Linked DNA regions of Homo sapiens: all the other regions are linked to region 2. A link is a loop called in an ENCODE intact Hi-C map of the cell type or tissue named here. Cell type or tissue: GM12878. All regions are shown on one strand.

Region 1 (8,000 bases), 1.2 Mb before region 2:
AGGAGAATCGCTTGAACCTGGGAGGTGGAGGTTGCAGTGAGCTGAGATCACGCCACTGCACTTCAACCTGGGCAACAAGAGCAAAACTCCATCTCAAAAAATAAAAATAACAAAAAATAATAATCTTGCTCAGGAAAACTCGAATGGCTCCTATTTAAAGCAGAGGTAAATAATGAGAGATCCTGGGATATCTGTGGTCTCTAAACGTGTTTTGATTGGCTGATGAGATGTGCTTATGCTTTATTTAACTTTATTGCCAATATTTAAAAATTGAGATAGTAAAACTCTTTGATTTCTGTATTCTTTTGACACATTATCTGGCAGCATTGGGTCACCATTCTTGCAAGAAAGCCATCAGCTGGAGCAAAGCATGCACTCTACAGTTTGCCCTCATTCCCACCTGTATTATTTAGGGTTTTCCAGAGAAACAGAGCCAATAGGATGCAAATATATATAACACATGCAGAAAGAGAGCGAGAGTGAAAACAAAAAGGTTAGGGGGTGGGAGGTTATCATAAGGAATTAACTTACACGCTATGGAGGCTGACAAATTCTAAGACCTACAGTTAGCAAACTGGAGACCCAGGAAAGCTGAAGGTGGAAGTTCCAGTCTAAAAGTTAGCAGGCAAGAATGACAATTATTAGTAATGAATGAAAGTGGGAAGTGTACTAATTAACCTATAGCAATCAAGATAATGAGTGAATTTAGGACAAATGTAATCTATTTACGTATTAATTTCATTGGAGTAATATTTGTTTTCCTCTTACCATATACCAAGTACTATGCTAAGTGCTTTGTGTACGTTATCTCATTTAATATTAAAGTAACTCTTTGAAGGAGTTACTGTGATTATCTCCATTCTGCTGAGAAAACAGATTTAGAGAGGTTAGGCTTTGTCTATGGCCCCAAAGCTAGGACATGACTGAGTTGGAATCCAAACTCAGGCAGACTGGCTTCAGAGTCCAAGATCTTACTTAAACATTATGCTAGACTGTCTTCCCAGATTTACGTGTGTTTTATAAATATGGCAGAAGATGATAAGTAAGTCAAAATTTCAGTGATGGCAATAAATACAGCAAACCAAAGAGAGTAAACTGTTTGCAAAGTGAATAGTCAATGTTGTTAAATGAGTGGAATTGAGTAAAATTCAGGAAATTACATGATACCAAAGTAACATCATAAAATGAGATATTAAAAAATACAGCACACAATCATCAGCACAGAAGTTGGGACACAATAGGAGAAAAGATAGCTGAGACTGGACGAAAACTCATAATTATAGTAAATAAGTTGTTGCTGTCTTAGGTAATTATGTATTATGGGTACAGTTTCTGTTGCATTGGTTCCCAAAGATTCCCTAATCACTTCTATAGATAAGCCAAGCACATTGAGGCATAATACCATGCTGTGAGATATTACAGGTCTATTTGGCACATTGTAGGTGCTCAAAAAAATTTTGAGAAGGAAAGAAGGTAGGCAGACTGGCTGTGACCTCATAGGAAAATGAAGATAGTAACATCAGGGTTGTTTTTTTTTTTTTTTCCAGAATAACTGTTTCAAATATAACAGGAAACTGATGAGAGGAGGCTTGGTTTAAATTTGCAGTGGTCTTACAACTGACAGTCTAAACATTAAAGAATCTAAATGTCGACTACTTGATATTTTATAATATCTGGCTGGCTAGATGTGACTGATATTTTGCTCTTTCACAAATGTTTTATTTTATTCATCTAGCTCGAAAATCGATATTTGACCTAATGTGGACTCATGTGGGAAGGAATGTTATTATGTTGCCTGGCAGATGAGAACTAAAAATTGCAGAGAGCTATGAAATATTTTAAAAGGGCACATTTTTTTCTCCACATGATATACCAAGATTGATTGTTGTCCTTCGTTAGTCCTGGGGAAGGAGTGGTGTCTCTAGCTAATTATTGTGTCTTTTAAAAGCCTGTCTTGGCAAATTTCTCTCCCCTTTAGCATCTCTCCCACAAAATTTTTCACTTAAGAAATCAAAGAGTTAAATATAATAGTCTCATATTTCCTCAGTAATATAGTGTAGCACAATTAGATATGCTACAGTGAGACTCTCAGTGATATGGTCACAGTTTGGGCTGGATGGAATTTAGCCTCTGAGCAGTAAGATACAAGGTCTTGGCTAGTTTTAGTGGCTAAAGCTGCATCTCAACCTTGCTACATAGTGTGGAATCCAACTGAAGTGCTCAGTCTAAGAACATTTTATACTTTATATTATTGAAAACCATCATGGTAAAAACTCAAGCTGCCCATTTATTATATATGCATGTATAACATCTATGTCTATACCTATGTATACATATGTGCATATGTATGTATGTATATCATTATGAAAATTTGTTTTCTTTCCAACTGATTTAGAAAATAGAAAAATGTAGACTTGGATTTCTCTAAACAAACTAGGATGAGAGTGGATGGGCATTTGTTTCTCTGCATTCTCTGCATAAGGGGCTGGATACATAGTAATATCTTTACTTAATAATAGATCTTTCAATATGCTGAATGATTTCAATTAATTGAATCTCTATCTGTCTATCTACCAACCAATCATCTAATCATTAGTTCTGTAAGTTCGGTCTGTGGATCCTGAGGGGGCTCCTTTTGACTTTTTAGGGAGACTGCATTGTCAATGCTATTTTCACGATAGTAGTAGGATGTTATTGCCTTTTTCACAGTGTTGACATTTACGCGGATGCTGCAAAAGTAATGATTGGGAAAACTGCTGAAATCTTAGCAGAAAGACAGTGACACCAAACTGTAATAGTAGATACTGCCACACACAAGAAAAATAAATTAGTTTCCTCTAAATACTGCCCTTGGTAAAGCAATATAAATTATTAACTTTATTATGTCTTTATCCTTGAGTATGTAACTTTTTAACACTGTGTGACAAAATGGAAAGTACATGTAAAGCACGCCTACTGCATCCTGAAATACCATGGCTGTCTTGAAGAAACGTAGTTGTGCTATTGACCGAGTTGCAAGTGAATGGAACACCATGTTACCTGAAATATGACTGACAAATACACTATGATTAGTTAATACTTGAGTATTTGACAAGTATTTTCTTATAAATAAATTTCATGTAAATATCAAGTTCCAGCACCACTTGTTAAAAAGATTTGCCTTTCCCCCATTGGATTGCTTTGGTGCCTTGATTGAAAAATCAATTATCTGTATAAAATTGCTTCCAGTTTGGATTCTATTCTGTTCTGTCAATCTATTTGTACATTTTTGTGCCAGTACTATTCCGGTTTTTTTACTGTAACTTTATAGTAGGTATTAGAATCAAGTGGTGTAAGACCTCCAATTTTTAAAATCTTTTTCCAGTTGTTATGGCCATTTGTAGTCATTTGCATTTTCATATAAGTATTAAAATCAGCTTGTAAACTTATATAAAAAACCTAATAGGGTTATCATGGAGATAAAGTTAAATTTATAAGTTGATTTTAAAAGAGTCACAAATATTAAATCTTCTAATCCATAGGCATGTTAATGGCCTTCTTATTTATGTCTTCTTTAACTTCTCTAAGCAGCATTTTTTAGTTTTCAATATAGTCTTATATATCTTTGCTGAAATTAATTTCTAAATATTTTGTGCTAATATAAATAAAACCATTTTAATACTAACTTTCCAATCATTCGCTCCTAGTAGATTGAAATAAAACTGGGTTTTATTTATACATTGGCTTTTAATATGAGACTTGCTAAATTCACTTGTAAGTTAGTTCCAGTAGTTTTTCTTCTTTTCCTGTTGATTCTTTAAGACTGGCTCTGTAAATATGCATGTAATCTGTGAATAGAAATAGTTTTATTACTTCTTTTTCTGCCTTTGCTTTTCCTCACCTTTTTGTCATATTATACAGGCTAAGACTTCTGGTCCACTATTGAATAGTAGTTGTGAATGTGGACATCCTGGCCTTATTCTCCATCTTATGGGTGAAGCACCCAGTGTTTCACCATTAAGTATGTTGTCAGCTGTAACTTTTCAATAGATACCACTTATCACATCAAGTCATTATTTTTTAGACATAACTCAATTTTGACTCAAAATGTTATTCTTACTTATTACTCAAATTGGTCCTAAATATATTTGGATGTTTAAAAAAATCGAATTCATGCCCAAACAATGTCTTGACATTAAAGATTTTTAAAGAATAGTTTATTTAAGATTGGTAGCAAGGCATGTCTTTGAAGAGGAGACATGAAGGATTAAGGGATAGAAATGAAAAGGGACATAAGTTTCATTGTGTATCCTTTTATATGTTTTGAGAATGTCATTATATTCATTTACTATTTATTCAAATGACATAGTCATATGTAATCTATTCAAATTTCCATTTAATGTTACTTACCTACTCGCTGTAAGGGTAATTGAAAAATACAGATTAAAAGATTGGAAAACAATTTGGCATTATTTTGTGAGGCTTAACATTTATCTTGTGACCCAGGTATCCAATTTCTATATGTTCTTGAATTTTCATAGTGAAGTGTCATAAAAGCAAAAAATGGGGAAGAGAACTTGAAAGACCATTAGTGGAATAATAAATAAAAATTTATTATATAGTCACATAATGGGATATTACACAGCAGTAAACATTAACTTGATCTACAGTTACACACAATAGCACAGATAAATCTTAAGAATGTAATCTTGAGTGAAATAAACAAGTGTCCAAAAATGCAGACAGTATGATACCTGTTTATAACATTCAAAACTAAGTGAAAGCAAACAATGTATGCACATGTGTGATAAAGCAGGCAGATAGGTAACACACAATTCAGAATAAGAGTGACCTCTGAGGAAAGGGTAAGTAGGGGCTGGAAAGGAGGATGTGCATCACCACAGATGTAGAGAGACGAGTTGGTGCATTGTCAGAAGTCTGAAAGAACTCATTGGTTTTGCAGAATCGTCAGTGTACTGAAGCTCAGACACCTTTATAGGGTTGCTCAAGATATTTAACACCTTTGTTTCTTCATTGCACTTGTCTTAAAAAACTCATTAAAAGATGTCTAAGAATCTTAAAAATATAGTGGTTCTCAAGATGAATGTATATGTGTATACGTGTGTAAACACATGCACACAAGTCATCTGGTTTTCCCCAAACCCCTTCATAGACAAAATGTTGATGTAAAGCTGATGAAATTTGCATATGAGAAAAAGCTAGGAGAGATAGCTTATATTTTAGGTGACAAGCAAACACAAACACCCGAAAGAATCCTATGCACGATGCTAATAACAAAGTGAATGTGATCAGGCATATAAAATGTGGAGAACTGTTGAATTATGACTATGTGGGATTCCCACACTTAACTATAATTAAAAGTTAAAATTAATTATGTTGGTCCAATATGCTATCAAGTCTATATCTTTTTATTTTTGAGCCTTGATTCTTTAGTTTAACTGGTAACTGCTAAATATTTAAAACAAACATTTTTGTATTGCATTTTGTAGCACTGGAGGTGGATTGGATTAAAATAGAGATCTTTTTAAAAACACCAGTTTCTTTGCCTTAAAAATACTCAGCCTGCATGAGTAACTACAGTAAACATCTAGTATTCCTGGAGCATATCTATGTTTTCTGAACAAAGAAAAGACAACTTGTAAGAAAGGTAAAGAGAAGAGTGTCTCAGTGGTGCATTCGATTGAAACGCAGAAAAGAGAAACAAGAAAAACTAGGGCAGTGATAGAGACCACAGCACAAATTTGCCTTCTGTGCAGTGATGGGGGTAATCAGTTTGCTAGAATAACCAGCCAGGTGAAAAAGAGCCATGCTGCCACCTAACAGTTTCCTGCAGGGTTTTTTCATGTTGCAGGCCATGTAATCTATGACTGAGCTTTTATAAAACCTTGAACTTGGTTTTCCTGAATGGATCAAGCATTGAAATCCTGATAGAGATAACAAATAATATGGTTCCAAGTTTATCTTGTGTATTAGCCACTGTTCAAAGAAAGCTTGATCAACAAGTAAGGCTTCTCTCCCATGAGTGATTTGGTGGTCTCTTTAGAAATTGTGACTGTGACTGAAATATTGTAATGCCTCATGTACACAGAAAACATATCTAATTATATCCCAGAAACATATAGAATAATTTAGAATGACTTAATGGAGACCTGTACAATAATTTGATGGATCTCCTTTACTGAAAAATTTAATCAAATTTCACAACTAATCCCATGGATAATTTATTAATTTTTAAATAATATCCACCAGATTAGTTGAATGGTTTGGATTTCCTGTTCATAATTTTAATTTTAAGCCAGCTGTTTCTCAGGAGAGAAGACCAACAAACTAAACAAGGCAAACTTACATTTAATGGCATACCTACCAGAGTTCAGAGGGTATGCTTTACAGAAAGCATTTGCACTTTTTCCTTTAAGAATTTTATTTTTCAGCTATTCTACATATTAATAAAATCAGAAAAATAGTACAAGTAAAATAACACCAATAGAAATACATTTCCCCCAAAAGAAACTTTGCATATCAAAACCAAAATTGTTCTTTTAGTGAAAAGAACATTAAATAACATAAGATGTGGTACATATATTGTCCTTTTTCAAATGGCAGAATTTTCATTGATTCACTCTTATAGCACTATGAGTTTGAGGTAGCAAAACATTTATGGTGGCATTTAAGATTCATATTAACAATATCTATGAAGATTATTCTCCATATGCTTTATGTTCATTTTATATATTGCATACATAATTATATGATGATTTATAATGGTGCAGTCCTGTAAAGTGATTTTTCAGTCCTATAGCTTTTCAGTCAAGTTAGCCTCTAATTTGTAGAGTCCCTCTCTTTCCTGTATCAGTGGCTCCTGCGCAAAACACCATTTCTCATTAAAGGTTCCCATTCCCTTTGGCAGTCAGGATGAAATCTCTAATCAAGCTCGAGGAAAGAGCCAGAGTTCAAAGATGTCACTGGGTCCCAAGGCTGGTCTTATGTAGCTGGCTAAAGGTTCTCAGGCTTAACATTCCATCTGTGAAGAGAACTGTCAGGGTCAAATACTCCAATCAGCTGTCAAATAAAGCATATTAAATGAGTGAAAAAGGAGAGTGAGAGTTTTATAAAGAGAACATAAAGCTTCAATACTCGTTTCAGTCTGTAATTTTAGCAATTGCTCCCCATGAGTACATCAGGTTATGCTAACCCTAGAATTCCATTGCTTTTGGAAGCATGCAGTTTTTACACCTAGTGACCTCTTCTTTTCACAATATATCATTCTTCATCCTCCTCGCCTTTTCCTTATCTTCCCCCTTCCTGCTTTCTCTTCTAAGTAGTACAAAGTTTATGAATGTATATGTAGGGTAAAATGATGTTACTCAACATATTCCTATGGGATTAATGCTTTCAGAGACTTTCTTTCTGAAAATTAATATCATTTCTGAGACAGTAAAAAGACAAACTCTTTTCTAAGACCTCAAGAGAACAATAAAAAGCAAGCTTGTATTTTGAGTTGGGACAAAATTCTACAAAGATGTATATTGCAGATGTCAAATCCAATATTTGCTCCTGATAAGTATGTAGGACTCCCAGGAGTCTGTCTTGTAGGAGGAAAGAATAACAGGCTTAAGTCCCGTGATGCAAATGTGAGAAAAGAATTTTGCCCATAATTTTAGCTTAACATTTGGAGAAGGAAGTTTCAATTTAATCTTAGAAAGTGGATTCTGTCTGTTCTCCTTTCACAAAACAGCAGTACCATTATGAATTACATTTGACTTCATAATGTCCACAATGAAGTTTTTTTGCTTTTGATATGTGCAAATAAAAACAAAGGAGATACTTTGTATTTTAGCTCATTTGAATCTTTCACTCCTGAGGGACAGTTAATGCCCTTTTACAGATAAAGTGTGGCCACAGTTCATGGGTGTATAATATATTCTAATGCTCACCATCACCACATTCTTTGTTGGAATGGTCTTGACTGCATGAATTCGCCAGATTATAAAATATTAAGG
Region 2 (8,000 bases):
TAATCAAACTCAAAACATATTTCAATTTAAACATTTTCAGGAATTTTTTAAATCTGTGCATTATGCTCCAGGGCCCCAAATTAGTCAAAATTGGAACTTCATGATGCTATCATTTGGAAGCATAGAAAAGAGAAATTTTACTTAGAAGTATTCTTAGATATTATCTAATTCTTTATGAATTTTTATAAATTATTTTCACCTTACAAATTAATATTAAGGCCTTATTGAGAGTGAATTTTCATAATTCTCTCCAGTGAACTTAAGTTCATTGTAATAAAGAAAAAAAGTTTTGTAAGGGCAGGAATGTACTGAAAACTTCTTGAAAAAGGCCAGTAATTCTAGGACTTCCACATGAGTCTACAAAAAGGTCTCATCATTCGGTTTCTACTTGGCCCAAACATTAGCCTTGGAAATGGAAATAGGATCTCAGGATAGCTCTTAAGTCCCTGATAGGACCAGGGAGAAGAAAAAAGGAGTGGGGGAAAGGAACCTAGGCACTGACCTTGCAAATCATCCTGTCATTTACTTTCTGATTTAAATGTTTTTCACATATTCTGAAAAAGAAATATAAGAATTGTATATAAGAAATCAAGAATATAGTTCTGAAAGGTAAATACTATCTAGTGCTTTTCATTTTAATACAAAAAATTTTATAGTTTATACTTTTTATACTTATGTATTGTTATATTAATTCCTCATATTATTTCTGATGTTGTTTTTATACTTGATTGTAAGTGTCTTGAAGGCAGAGACCTTGGTGGAAGGCTTGTACATACTTCACAGGAATCACAGCGCACCAAGAACATATGTACTTGTATGTTAAGATAAAATAAAATCGTTACTTAAATTTTTAGTGCCATAGAGGGAAATTAAATAATTCATATTGACTTGGGGGGATTAACTTTACCTATATTTCAGCAAATAATTTGAACATGTGTTGAGAATCTTCTCTGATAACTTTACTCAAGTGTTTCTTATTTATCTGTAATTTTAAAAACTAAAAATAACAGAGTATAATTCCAGTCTAACTTTGTGTATGTAGATGTATATATACACATGTATATACATATATACACATTATATGTATATATATGTGCATATATATGAGGGAATGTGTATATATGTATATATATGCGCATATATACATATATACACATTCCATCATATATATATATACACACTCTTATATATGAGAATATATGAGAGAATGTGTATATATGTGCGTGTGTGTGTGTGTGTGTGTGTGTGTGTGTGTGTGTGTATATATATATATATATATATATACGTATGTATGCATGTATATGTATAGGAATGGAGGGAAAGAGTTACGTCTAAGCACCTGAGCAGCCATTTGGCTGAAGAGGACTACAGCCAGTGTGGCTTCTTGAACTTAAGATCATACACTTAATCAGTGCCTGGCTTAACCCTTAATAAGTCAAATCTTTATTGATTTGCAGCCTCACTATCTCAGAGTGTGCTGTGAGTGGATACAGTAGCTGGCAAGTGGGAGAACTAAGAGTGGAAAAGGTGGCTTCACTGGGAAACAGGTCACCACGGAGCTTTCCTCATCATGGTGCATACAAGGGAATATACCCCTTCAGGAAAGCAACAGTAGCAAAACAGAGAAGAGTAGCATAATGCATTCAATATGATCAGACAAAGAAAAATAAGTCCGCAACAAATAAGAACACATAACTCATGAACCTGACTAGCACAGAACAAAGAAATAATTTAACCACAGTAAGTCTAGCAGATCAATATAAGCAATCAACATTTAGACTAAAATGGGTATTTTTCACACTGGTTTATGCAGTTTGACTGATTTCACAATCTAAATCAATTGGTTTAAGCAGATTGATCAATTTCACCACCTTAATTCTTTCCAAATGGATGTAGCTTAAGAATACTATAAGAATATTAAAAATTATGTACACAAGGTCATTTCATAGATAACTGAATGAAAATGAAATTTCTACCCTAAGATAGTATGATTAAAATCATGTGGGTAGTGGCAGAAATTGTGTACATAAAGACTGCTCTAAACATATGATACCTTAGCTGCGTATCTGGTTCTTTAAAGCTGTCCCCAGGCAACCTTACTGTAGAAAGTTTAGGGGCAAGTTATCAGTGACGCATGGAGGACTCTCTGGGCTAGGAAGGGACTTTCAGGCCACAGTGTTCTCACAAGTTCTAAGAAGTCATTCACAGTGAGAGGGACCACATTCGAAGAGGATTGACAGTTTAGACTGAAAACAGCTTTCAAAGAGACTAATCTTATAAAGTATTGCAAATGAATAAGGGCAACAGGAGTAGGTGTTCACCTGCCAGTCTCCGCCGTGCAAGATGAGAGCCTGTCTGTACGCACACATGCGCTGACTTAAAAAAAAATCATATAAAAAACAACATCTTTGCTACGGAGTCGTTTTTAACAAGTATTACAGAAAGAGCACCAGCTACCAAAAAGAGTTGCCAGGGCCAGAAGGAGCCATCAATCGAAACAGTTTACATTTCAAAGTTTTTCCAAGAAGAGTGAAAACGTCTCCTCTCCTTGATGGAAAACGGAGGAGCTGTAGTAAAGAATCTATTTGCTGCCTTCCCAGTCAAGTTTCTTTCTCTAGAGTGGCCCTTTAACCCTTAGGTTGAGGCCAACAGGTAGAGATAAAAAGGAATGTTTGCATCTTCTGCTTGTGCTCTGAGCAGCTTACTAGGCTGTAGAGTCAGGATAAAAAATCCTCTTTCTTTTGTGAGTTTCATTGTTCAGAAATGAGTCTTTTTGCTCTTGGGCACTACTGGAGATAAACAGGTCATTTTGACTTTTACACTCTGTACTTCCTGACATCACTAACAATTATACACATCAGTCTTGGAATGTGTTTTTCTCCTCAAAGTATTTCAGGAATTGACTCTTTCTTTTCTCCGCTTCATTTACAACCTAGGAAATTAATGCTAACCATGCTACATTTTAACCAGAATGTATATTTGTTTATCTCTTTTAAAATTTTTTATTTGAAAGAAAAAAATTTGGCCCTAGGTGAAAAAGCATTTCTTAAAATCAGGAACAGTTTTCTATAAGATGTATAATCCAGATGTATACTTTTGTTTTTAGCTTTTAATTTTCTGCTTAATTTTTGCCTTATTTCTAAACACCAAATTTGATTTCCTGAATCCATTAGGATAAATTCTACATACCTCATTCTTACTTCTAGAAGCATGTCAAATGGAAGCACTAATCTAAGAAAAAAATTTGATTTCACAATTAAGACTTGGGAAAGAAAACAACAACAGACACTGGGACCCCTTTGTCATGAACTTGTCCCATAAAAATAGTTATTTGCGCTTCTCCCTCCCCTTACTCCAATAATCCCATCACTGGATTCTTTGTTACCCCATCTCTTTGACCAACAGGCAGTTTGTAGAACCATAATGAAGACTCTGCATCCCTGATGATCATTTTTTCAGATTGCAATGTGACTAGAAAAGGAAAAAAATGAAAGGACCCCCTTCTATTTTTGCACACACATATAAATGCTGTTCATTACGGTTACAAAAATTACAGTCACTTTCTTAGATTGATTTATTGATATAAATGACATGATATCACTGAAAAAATATTGCCAATTTACATATAACATCCTTTATAAATACCATTGGTTCTCAGTGAACTCCTCCTGACCTCCTGGTCTGAGACTGTCTCTATGTGATGTACATAATTCTCTCAACACTGATCCATTACTTCTTCTCAGTGTTGGGGGTTAGGCCAATAGTGTAAAGTCACAGATAATTAGCAGCCCTATCAATAACCAGTTACAGAATTTCTGCCTAAGTGACAGGCCAGAAAAGCCAAAAAAGGAGGTAGCAATATAAAGTAGAAGGGAAGTGCCGATATATTTTGTGGTTCAAGCAGCTGCTATGGACTATCAGCATCACCAGGAGACCTCACTGCATTAGCATAAATTCAAATGACAAATGCACAGTGCTATTCAGAGACTCATTAATTTGCAATGGGTGCAGTGCTCATGACATATTAGTGCAAAATTCAAATGTCTTTGTAGCAATGTGAATTTAGTTGTGAGACCAAAGTCGCTAAAATGAAAATGTGTGGTTTTTTTAGCAGTTTATTAAATTATGAACTGTGATGACTATATCCGTGCATCTTTTTAAGCAGATGAGGTCCAGCGTGCTCCAGCGGCAAATCGCATGGTTTGTGTTGATATTTTCCTGTCAGACAATTTCCCAAGCAGCAGATAAGATACCAGACTGTCTGCCTTGCTCCGCTGCATGCGGACTGAGAGCTCCCCCTTCTGGACAAATGACATTGCCACTCTAAAAGAAAACCCAGCCATTTTTTGTCTTGTTTTCATATTTTTAAAAGGTTTTCAGGCAAAGAATTTCGGTGTCCACCTAAAGCCAAAAGAAAACAATTTGCAATTATTTATTATAAGTGACAGTACATGATAACTGTCTTCAAAATACTGAAGAGTCACCCTCAATTGAAATGCATCATATAATTTTATATGAAGCTTCTTCAAGACCTCACTTGCAAATATATTTTTTAAAATAGCTGCCTGATTTATATAAACCAAGAATATAAGCTACAAAAATAATAAAAACTATCATATTCATATTGCTTCCACAATATCATAAACAAGCTTACAATTACTAGCATTCTATTGTATAAGAAAAAAGCAAGAACATACACGGCTAGAGGCTTTTAAACAAAGCAACCAAGTGTATATTGTATTCAACTCTATTGAATGAAATTATGAACAGACCCAGACAAGGAAAGTCAGATCATACCCATGTCACATGTGTGTGGTGTGTTGTGTGTGCATTTTTCTCTTTAACATCAGGAATCTTCTGTCCAGTTACTTCACATTAGTCAAAGCAGATTTATCATTGGTGTGTCTTTTAAAAATTGGCATGTTTTTTACATTTAAATAATGACTCAGATTAGTACAATAATGGGATGAAGAAGGTTAATTTGTCTGCAGTATTAACATTACAAAAATACACAAGATGTCAGCACCTGCACTTCTCAGTACCCAGGGTTCATAGCCACTTAGAGCAGACCTGCATCCCAGTTTATATGATCTAAATATTCATGTTCACATCTAATACTAACAAAAACATACATATAGCATTTTTCAGTAAAGCTATAGCTTCCCAAACCATGTAACATACCTCTGAATGAATTGAAAAACATGTTGCACTTCGAAAGTTACTTTTAGGAGAATAGAAAATCTTACAGTAAAAGATTTGCCCTTTGGCCATTTGAGCCAACTAATCTCCATCAGAGTACTAGAAGTGTGTTTCAGCAGATCTTTAGTAAAATTTATGTTTATCATTTTTTAACTTTAAATATGTTACTGAATGTAAAAAGGGGTCACATCACTCTATTACTGCTTATAGACTTAATTACATACTTTCTGAGCATTATTTCGGCTTATGATGAATTTGGGAGGAAGGTCTTCTAATGAAAGTTGTGTACTTTTGAATTACACTTTATAATATCACTGATGCTTTATATCATCTTCAGCAATTAAAAGTAAGATCACTGTTATCTATTCTACTTATTTGCAATTGAAGTGGTCTTGAGTTATTTAGCAGGCTCATTTTATTTTACAGTAACAGCTACAAGGAAGACACAGAATTAATGAGGATTGAGAAGGATCACTGTACTGTACATTAAACATGTGGAAGTTGTATATAACTGAGCAATATCAGATTTATCACTGTAGCCAGATGTCTAGGCATTGTTTTTCCCTAATGAATTTTCTTTCACCAAGTAATTAGAATCCCAGATTTACAGAATGTTAGAACTGGAAGAGCCATTGTTGATCATCTCCCACTTTATGGATGGGAGAACCAAAGGTTCAGAAAAGTTAAGTGAATTTACCAAGACCTAATGGTTAGAAAATGGCAGAACTGAAACAAGAACCCTGCTCTCTAGACATCCTTTCCCAAACTTGAGCTCACAAGCCCAGAGGGCCTGTAAAAACACAGATTGCTGAGCATATTTCCAGGGTTCCTGATTCCGTAGGGCTTCAGTAGGCCCTACTGATTTGCATTTTTATCAAGTTCTAGGCAATGTTATGCTTGCTTGTCCAGGGACCATGCTTTGAGAACTATCGGTCTCTAAACCAGTTTTTGAAAAAACTGCTGGCATTTTATTTCTAATAGCTTTTCTCTTGATGAAGAAAGCAAACTCAGGCTAATACTTGCCACATTACTTTGTTGTCATCTCTCTAATAGAGGGTTCGGGTAATACATTATGAAAAGTCTGGAAGTTTGCAGAAAAACAATAACAAAAAGGCACCCTGATTAAGGCATCTGGGGGCACTAAAAATAAAATAATGTCTGAGCTTCAGTTTTTTTAAATCATAACAGAGTGTAGTTAGAAGCCAAATATAGGAAAGATGGCCTTGTTTTCTGGTCCCTTCCCCCACTAGCCAACAACATTTAGACAACATAGAAGTTTACCCTTTTAGTCTCTAAAATAAAATAGCATTCACAGACTTAATTAATCAAGGTACCATTCATCATTGTCTATATAGTATTCACAAATTTACATACTAAGAGCCAGAAAGAAAGAGCCCCTGTGTAAACGAACTTGAACTCATCCGTGCCTGAATCACCGACTCAGAAGAACAGGAGCATGTTCAAGAGGAACTTCGCCAGGGCACGTGCTGGTTCTTAAGCCCACAACACAGAATTCAACAAACCTGTTCAGCAGTCTGGTCGCACAGTTGTAATATAATTTCATTTTTTCCTGGTTCAAAGAATGACCGTGATGAAGATGATCGTCAAAATACAAATATATATATACATATTTAATTTTTTAAAAATAGTATCAATTTGGAAAATGAAAATGACTGATGGTGAAAAAAGATTTTAATTATATACATAAACCTTGATGTTCTTGTGTTTTTTCTCCCATTTTTATTGAAGTACAGTATAATTACTTCTTTTTACATAAGACTTTAAGGTAAATTATCTTTTGTCAGTTTTCTAGAAAAATTTGATTTCATATTATGGCTTGATCTCAATTGATGCTATCAATTAAATGGCATTTTTCCTGAACATTAAGGGTGACTTCCCCTAAGTAACATCCCTGTTTTGGGTTTTTTTTGCTAAGTTATTACATTAAAATCTGATTCAATATATTATTTAAACTTTCACAGAAAATAATCTTTTCATTTAAAAATAATTTTCAAATATAAATGGTTTCCAAGCAGATTTTACTGTGCTTTTGCCTTATACTTATTTTTCTACCATTATCCCTGTTTTTCAGAAAAGCCAACCCAATCACAGAAAAACTAACATAGGTTTTGCTGTGATTGCAGGTGCATCCAGTGTGTTCCTGGGCTTACTTCATGCCTAAACCAACATTTTGTGTTCACTGTTATTTCTTCTAGGCCCTCCATTAATAGCCTCCTAATCCCAACATCTTTTGCCATTCTAGGCGCTTCCTTTCTCATTTCTTTTTCAGGTTCTGCCTACGAAAACCCTTTAATGGCTTGACATTTCTGAATTATAGCAAAAAAAATGTATTTCGCTCTGTGTAAATTAAACTGAATTATTTAGTGTTTTAATCATAATTTTTAAAAAATTATGAGTGGCAAACAGGGAATTAGTTTGTTCAGAACAAAAGCCTATGATAACATCATTCTTTTTTCAGGACAATAGAATACTATTTATTAAAAACAAACAAAAAAAAAACCCTAAATTCTGTCCTTTAAAAACAGTGTTAAGTGTGATCAAATATTGTGACTCAGAGGTTACCTGACAAAAAAAAACGTAATATTAATGTAAACAGCTAAAAACTAACCTCCTGTGAATACTAAAGCAAATAAATTATAATCTATTATTTCAGGTTTTCTGTTCTACAACTGCATTTTTATTTATACCTTTTCATTTCAAATGTATGTGCATAAAGTATTTTTATCCCTCAGTAAAAATAAAGCTAGATATTTTCTGGTAAACAGGTAAAACAGCAACTC
Region 3 (8,000 bases), 340 kb before region 2:
TCCTAGAACTGGTAAATGAATTCAGCAAAGTTTCAGGATACAAAATTAGCATCATAAATCAGTAGTTCTGCTATACACTAACAGTGACCAAGCTGAGAATCAAAACCAGAACTCAACCCCTTTCACAAACCTGCAAAAATAATTAATTAACTACTTATGGATATACCTAATCAGGGACATGAAAGACCTCTACAAGGAAAACTATAAGATACTGCTTAAAGAAATCATAGATGACACAAACAAATGGAAACACAGCCCATGCTCATGGATGGGTAGAATCAACATTGTGAAAATGACCATACTGCCAAAAGCAATCTACAAATTCAATGCAATTCCTATCAAAATACCATTATGATTCTTCACAGAACCAGAAAAACGAATCCTAAAATTAATATGGAACCAAAAAAGAGCCTGCATAGCCAAAGCAAGACTAAGCAAAAAGAACAAATTTGGAGGCATCACAATACCCGACTTCAAACTCTACTATAAAGGCCATAGTCACCAAAACAGCATGGTGCTGGTATAAAAATAGGCACATGGACCAATGGAACAGAATAGAGAACACAGAAAGAAAGCCAAATACTTACAGCCAACTGATTTTTGACAAAGAAAACAAAAACAAAGTGCAGAAAGAACACCTTATTCAACAAATGGTGCCAGAATAATTGGCAAGCCACACATAGGAGAATGAAACTGGATCCTCATCTCTCACCTTATACAAAAATCAACCCAAGATGATCAAAGAGTTAAATCTAAGAGTTGAAACCATAAAGATTATAGAAGATAACATTGGAAAAACCCCTCTACATATAGGCTTGGGCAAAAAGTTCGTGACAAAGAATCCAAAAGCAAATGTAACAAAAACAAAGGTAAACAGATGGGACTTAATTAAACTAAAAAGTATCTGCACAGCAAAAGAAATAGTCAGCAGAGTAAACAGACTACCCACAGAGTGGGAGAAAATCTTCACAATCTATACATCTGACAAAGGACTAATATCCAGAATCTACAAATAACTCAAACAATCAGCAAGAAATAAAATTTAAAAAAAATCTTATCAAAAAGTAGGCAAGGACTTGAATAGACAATTCTCAAAAGAAGATACACAAATGGCCAACAAGCATATGGAAAAATGTTCAACATCACTAATTATCAGGGAAATGCAAATCACAACCACAATATGATACCATCTCACTCCTATAAGAATGGCCATAATAAAAAAATTAAAAAATAATAGATGTTGGTGGGGATGCAGTAACAAGGGAACACTTTTACACTGTTGGTGGGAATGTAAACTAGTACAACCACTATAGAAAACACTGTGAAGATTCCCTAAAGAACTAAAAATAGATCTACCATTTAATCCAGCAATCCCACTAGTAGTTATCTACCCAGAGGAAAAGAAGCCATTATACAAAAAAGATATCTGCCCACGCATGTTTATAGCTGCACAATTTGCAACTGCAAAAATATGGAACCAGCCCAAATACCCATCAATCAATGAGTGGATAAAGAAAATGTGATATATATATATAGATATAGATATATAGATAGATAGATGCATAGATAGATAGATAGATAGATAGATAGATAGATAGATAGATATATGTATATATAATGGAATACTACTCAGCCATAAAGGGGAATGAAATAATGGCATTCACAGCAACCTGGATGGAACTGGAGACTATTATTATAAGTGAAGTAACTCAGGAATGGAAAACCAAACATTGTACGTTCTCACTCACATGTGGGAGTTAAGCTATGAGGGTGCAAAGGCATAAGAATGATACAATGGACTTTGGAGACTCGAAGGGAAAGGTGGGGGTGGCAAGGGATAAAAGACTACACATTGGGTACAGTGGACACTGCTGGCGTGATGGGTTCATCAAAATCTCAGGAATCGCCATTAAAGAAATTATTCATGAAACCAAACACCATCTGTTCCCCAAAAAGCTATTGAATTTAGAGAAAAAAATAAAGATTTTCATAGGTTAATATTCCTGAGTCTCTGACCTCTTCCATGTAAACACAACCATACAAAAATTGGGGTTTCTTGTAATCTTATGTGCCCCAAACTTTTCTAAACCACTTAATTATATTGCTACCCAAGAAATATTATGGTACATTGTAACATTAATTTTAACCATTAAAGTTACCTACAATTTTTAATTATATATCTACTTCCATCTCCTCAATTGGATTAGAGACTCCTAGAAGAGCCACATTGATATCCCCTTTAAATCCTAGTGTTATTTGCCACGGTAGGTTTTCATAAATTTTTAGAATGAATCAATAGCATGTGTTTATTTAGCAAGGAATTACTGTGTACCTACTATGCCCTGGGACTTTTCCACCCCTACCCGCTGATATAGGTATATTACTTTGAATAATATAAACAAAATATCTCCTCATGGAATTTTACATCCTATTGAGCAAAATTGGTAGATTAAAAATAAGCACATAGTAGTTAAGTTATATAAGGAAAATAAAAGAGAGAGGTGTGATAGCAATAACTTCTGTGCGAGAAGAGCTCCTCCAGTTAGCATGGTTAAAGAAGGTTTTCTTAAGAAGTGATGCTTATACTTAGAAATCAAGAACAAGGAGGAAGGGTATAGTGGAAGGAAGAAATAGCAAGTATAGAGTTCCTGAGGTAGGAAACAGAAAGAAATTTGTTAAAGAAAGAGGCAGAGGGGACTGGCAAGTTGGGTTCTATAAGATGCAACCTCAGAGGAAGGCATAGGAGATCAGGCTGAAGTGTCTGACCATTCTGCCACATGTTTGGGAACCAGCTGCCTAATTTGCAAACCTCAGTATAAAAACAAAATGTGGTGCCCCTTTGTTCAAAAATAACTGGGGGAAAATGAAGTTAAAAGTACTAAAATGTAACCCATTTTGCTTTACTTCTCAATCTCATTTTTAACCCTATACTTCAAATTGCTTTCAACTCAGTATTGTCTCACTATAAAGATGGAGTTTTTCCAATAATGCAATCCTCTCCTGCTTCTTCTTCTCCTCCTTCAGTGAATTACCATGTCTCTTATATTCTGTCATTCACAAGTATAGGAGTGATCAACAATTCTGAAATACCAATCTCCTTTAAAAAAAGTGCCCATCTTGTTTATATTTAGTTACTTCTAGAAGAACTATACTTCAAATTGCTTGAAATGTCTTTTTTAATTTGCTATTTAATATCTCACTCCTTCAGGCACAAGGATACTTGCTAGGCAAGCTGCACATAGGGACAGCGAGTTGCCATGACCTCTCCCAAAACACAAGGGGGTGTAAGTGTCCAAACCCTGATCTTTCCATGCCCCTGGTCCTCTCGGGGACTGATATAATGTAAATTCTGTTATTCAGAAAGACTGCAATATTCCATTGCAATATTATCACTTGCAATGGAAATACTGGGTTGTAGTGAAGGTAAGATCTTGAAGAGTCAAACACAAATGAAAGTACTTGAAACATACTTAAGAAGATACAATAAAACTAAAATAATTATGTAGCTTTTTTTTTTTTTACTTAAAGGTAATATTGCATCAATCATAGATCTAGAGATAGTCAAGACAGAGCTGATGAACCTCTTCCTATTCTTTCATTTTTTAAAAAAATAAATTTCTAGTTAAATTCCAAGATTTCTGTCTAAGCCACAATGTTTTCACTCAACATTTAATGCACGACCCTTTTGTGACAGGCACATACCTGAATACATTAACTCCAAAACTGAAATGTGGACCACAATATAACTAAAATTTATCTTTCATACAGTACAGTCTTTTTAGAATGAAAGTTTCATATTCCCCATGAAACAGGACTTTTAAATTCAGCATTTTTCAATGTCCCAAGTACTGCTTTATTTTAACACTCTAAACCTTAAGACAGAAGTGTTATTATTCTGCATTAGTAGATGAGGTAACCAAAGACCAGAGCTCTTAAGCAATTCCTAGAGTTGCACAGTGGGAGACTGAGCTTTCAACTCAGTATTGTCTCGCTATAAAGATGGAGTTTTTCCAATAATGCAATGCTCTCCTTCTTCTTCTTCTCCTTCAGTGAATTACCATGTCTCTTATATTCTCTCATTCACAAGTATAGGAGTGATCAACAATTCTGAAATATCAATCTCCTTAAAAAAAGTGCCCATCTTGTTTATATTTAGTTACTTCTAGAAGAACTATACTTCAAATTGCTTGAAATGTCTACAAGAAATTTTGAGTGTGATGTTAGTAAACAGCAATCCTTGCACATATCACTGGCTGTAAATATGAACCATAAATTCCTCACTTAAACATATAAAATCAAGCATGGAATTAGGTTATTCAAAGAGGCAAGTCTGTGACAATATTATTTACTATCTTATTTGCAAGGATCACATCTTCTAAAAACTAACTGTTGTATGTTTGTCTTTAAAGAGGTCTATAGATAAAGGCAGTGATTTTCTGAATACATCAAAACCCTCATAGCATTCCTGAGGATCTACTGATTAACCCAGTAGGATATTAATTATGAACACATCTGCCATTCTTACTTTTTGTTCTTTTCCTTTAAATAGGAGTGGAGTAATTCAGACATGTGTGTATGATTAGGTGTAGCTAGCAGTGCATGATGAGCTAGATTTAGATACATTTATGAAGCATCAAATACAATGAAACAGTTTACTGGAAAACAAAACTTGTACTGGAGATTGGAACTCTTAAAGCAGGAGAAAGTTGTTTTTAAAAAAGCTTAACCTTAAATAAAACACATATGTGGTGGGTGAATGTGAAAGAATATACAGCTTCATTGTTTCTCGAGAACAAAAGTATTTATAGTTCTTCCGCTTTGTGACTCATCTCTCTGCTGTAAAATATTTGGGCTATTACTCATAATTACAAAAAAGGCATCGAAGAGAATGGCTTGACGTTAGTGCAAAGGACAAGGTGAACAAACTGGCATTTTATTTGTGACATTCTCATTTATAAGAAGTTGGACAATCTGTTTTTTGACTGCTTTCTTTCTCTGCAAAAATGACTATAATATAGCACTTAAAATAAATGATAATTCATGTGCCTCTAATCTAAAACGATCAAAACAGGCAAGATGCAAACAAGACACAGAGAGTGCAAAGAATGCAGCATACTGCAATAAATTCCCCTTATATTTATTTAACAATAAATATGCAAATTTGAGATAATTATGAAGACATGTGCTTTGAGGAGCAGAGAGACTACTCAAAAGGTATTTTGTTCAATCATCCTTTTTCTTTTGAGCTAAGATGAGAACCAGAAGGAAACAGATATAATAACAAAAATGGAGTAAGTATTGATCATGGATGAGAAGACTGAGATAATATAAAACCTCTAACTCAAAAAGCATTTTTTTCTGGTAGATGAAACTAAGTGATTCTAAATAATAACTTATTAGTAGAAAACAATTAATTTTATAGCCTTTTAATGGTCCTTTTAAGGGAGTAGTACACTCCAAAGTGAAGTTAATCCTCCACAACGATATTAGTTTTTCTTAAAGAAAATGCTAATTAATAAATAGTTGCTCTGAACCATTTAAAGAATAGAGAAAAAATGTCAAAATGTTACTAACTTCCCGGGAACACAATTTTAATATTGTTTTTCATGAGAATTACAGATTTTTGCATTACTTACTCTTGACTACAATGAGTATTGCATTTGATCAATTATATTTCTAATATTTTGCCATTAATTTTTTCCTCTTCCAGAAAGATGGTATTTAGCCAAATTCTTAGACTTCCTATTCATTCTAAAGGACAAGCTTTCATTAATGTACAAAGGGGCCACTCTTTAATGGCACAGAATACTAGAAAAAGCTCATTCTGAAATATTGTTAGGTAGCTGTTATAGACTAGAATTGTATTAAGGGTGCATATCACATATCCATATCAAAATATATAAAATACATACAGCAGGATTCCTTCAACATGATGAACTATCACTGGATAATGGCTTTATCTCCAACCATCTCAATCGTGGGTATTACAATGAAATCTGAAAAAGGTGAAAAGCACTGTCAACCTTTCTTAATATTGTTGGAAAATGCTGGCGTATTAGAGCTTAAGTGGTTCTTGAAGAAGTCTGTGTGTGTTATCTGGAACAGCCAGATGATTCTTTGCTGTGTGGGGCTGCCCTGTTCATTGTAGAATGTTTATCAATATCCCTGGCGTTCGTACACTAAATGCCAGTAGCACTAGCACCACCCATCCCCCACTCCACCCCATTTTTGAAAATAAAAATTGTATCCAGACATTGAAAATCTCCCCTGCAGGGCATTGAGAACTAGGGATGTAGATGATTTCAACTTTTCTCTCACTAGCCTCATTGTCTCTTCCAAAATCTATATTAAGACACACATCAATTCTTTAATTTATGATATGGCAAACATTCTGAATTAATAAAGTGATTCATTGCAAAGATCAAATTAAGGATATGATCTTTTAATTCAAGCCTAATAGCCTTAAGATAGCCACCATAAAATTGAGAGAGAAGAAGGTATTAGGAGCAAAGACATTTAGCAAATTAAAGGACAATGTCTAAAAAGAAATCTGGGGTGGACTTCTGGAATATGAAACTTACTGGAAGCATATAGATTTGAAACTTATTAAGTTTGTATGTCAAATGCATTGCCAAAGAAACCACATGACTGGTTGAAAAATCATCTGTCTGCTCAAGACTTAAAACAACTCTTTGGCCCCCAGCCTTTCAAGAGCAGGAAGTGAGCTGAAAACGAAGGTGCTATAGTTAAAAAGGGCACATTCCTAGACATTCACTTCGCATGGGACTACTGAGAACAATGCACAGAGAAATAGAGCAGAATCATTACCTAATTAAGGAAATTCCCACCCATTCCCTGCCCACCCTCTCACTCCCTCAAGATAGGGGGCCATCACCTTATCTATGCAATGGGATTTCAGATGTGCTATGAACCAAGGACTATGGACTGTTTCCAATTCTTTCCTTTTCCTAATTAGAGTATTCCATTGTTGTGTTTAGGGTGGAGGGCAGATACAATTTGTCTTTCAAGTTCATAGGATGCTGGAAAAAATGAAGACATAGTTGGACCTAATTCAGAGGCTCTCATGAGTCCAGAGTTCCTGGACTTTAAGTTGGACTCAGTGACTGAATAAATTTTAGGTTATCTTTCTTTGGAGGGGTTGAGTTTGTTCTCTGAGAAGGATAAGGAAATAAGCGAATATTTTGTGACTGGGAGGTTGGACTACGGCAGAAACATTTAATTGTCAAATATCTGCATGATCTTCTACATTTCCCAGCCTTCTTTACAGTTAGGTTAGAACTACGTGATGAGTCCTGGCCTCTAACAGCTATAAGAAAAAATGACATAAATCATTTCCAGGTTGAGGCAGTTTAGAGTACAGTGATTCCTCTAAAATTCTCTTTTTCTCTTTCATGACCCCCTTGGAACCTATGCATGAGATGGTGGAGGCAAAAAAATAGAGTGAATCATGATCTCAGAGTCACTGCTTAGAAAAAAATCCCTGCTGCCCTTAACCAGGCTTTGCTGTTTTAAGCCACTGCAGTATGGACTAGTCTATTCTTTCTGATACAGTTCTCTAACCAAGAGTTCTAAGTCATCACAACCACTGATGGAGCCAGGAAATATGCCACTGCTATAGGGATTAACTACAAACAGAGCTGTCTACTGGTAAGGATGAATTTAAGGTTTCATATAGAAATTATTAGAGTGTATGTTGCAAAGACTTGAAAAAAAATGACCGTGTAAGAAAGATTTCAATAGACCACCACACTTGTTCTCCTCTCAGAAAAGGGATATAGCAAAAATGTTGCCTCTTGACATTATATTCATTAGCAGCTGGAAAGATCATTCAGTTATTTACATAGGATTTTCAAACCATAAGCATCTCCCATATCCGACCATGCTGTCATATTTTCTGCAGCAAAGGAAGAACTTCATCTCCCCAACCAGCACATAGTACCAAACCCTATATATACTGATTTTCCCCTACATACATACCT

What was found. A loop is a pair of places that touch in the nucleus more often than their neighbours do. Peaks named below come from ENCODE experiments on the same cell type or tissue, not always from the same donor. Only the 100,000 strongest peaks of a DNase experiment are listed, where the experiment ranks them.
Region 1: a loop joins it to region 2, with 2.7 times the contacts of the local background. A loop is called at or near these places in 2 of 110 quality-filtered maps.
Region 3: a loop joins it to region 2, with 2.0 times the contacts of the local background. A loop is called at or near these places in 6 of 110 quality-filtered maps.

What each region holds. Positions count from the first base shown.
Region 1 is chr5:89,075,797-89,083,796 of GRCh38, forward strand. The region is part of intron 3 of MEF2C-AS1 (MEF2C antisense RNA 1); the gene reads left to right. Among named protein-coding and RNA genes, the nearest start is that of MEF2C-AS1, 200 kb to the left of the region's middle. In GM12878, a CTCF peak has its summit at 5,810; DNase peaks (open chromatin) are centred at 4,945 and 5,755; H3K4me3 peaks cover 628 bases; H3K27ac peaks cover 1,558 bases.
Region 2 is chr5:90,261,166-90,269,165 of GRCh38, forward strand. LINC01339 (long intergenic non-protein coding RNA 1339) reads right to left here. Exons shown (of 6, transcript NR_120601.1): 2 at 503-554. Among named protein-coding and RNA genes, the nearest start is that of LINC01339, 25 kb to the right of the region's middle. In GM12878, a CTCF peak has its summit at 4,293 (motif pointing left); DNase peaks (open chromatin) are centred at 2,136 and 4,186; H3K4me3 peaks cover 268 bases.
Region 3 is chr5:89,926,094-89,934,093 of GRCh38, forward strand. The region is part of intron 2 of LOC102724637 (a long non-coding RNA gene); the gene reads left to right. Among named protein-coding and RNA genes, the nearest start is that of MIR3660, 87 kb to the right of the region's middle. In GM12878, no CTCF peak of the experiment used is centred here; DNase peaks (open chromatin) are centred at 2,722 and 4,818; H3K4me3 peaks cover 308 bases; H3K27ac peaks cover 1,158 bases.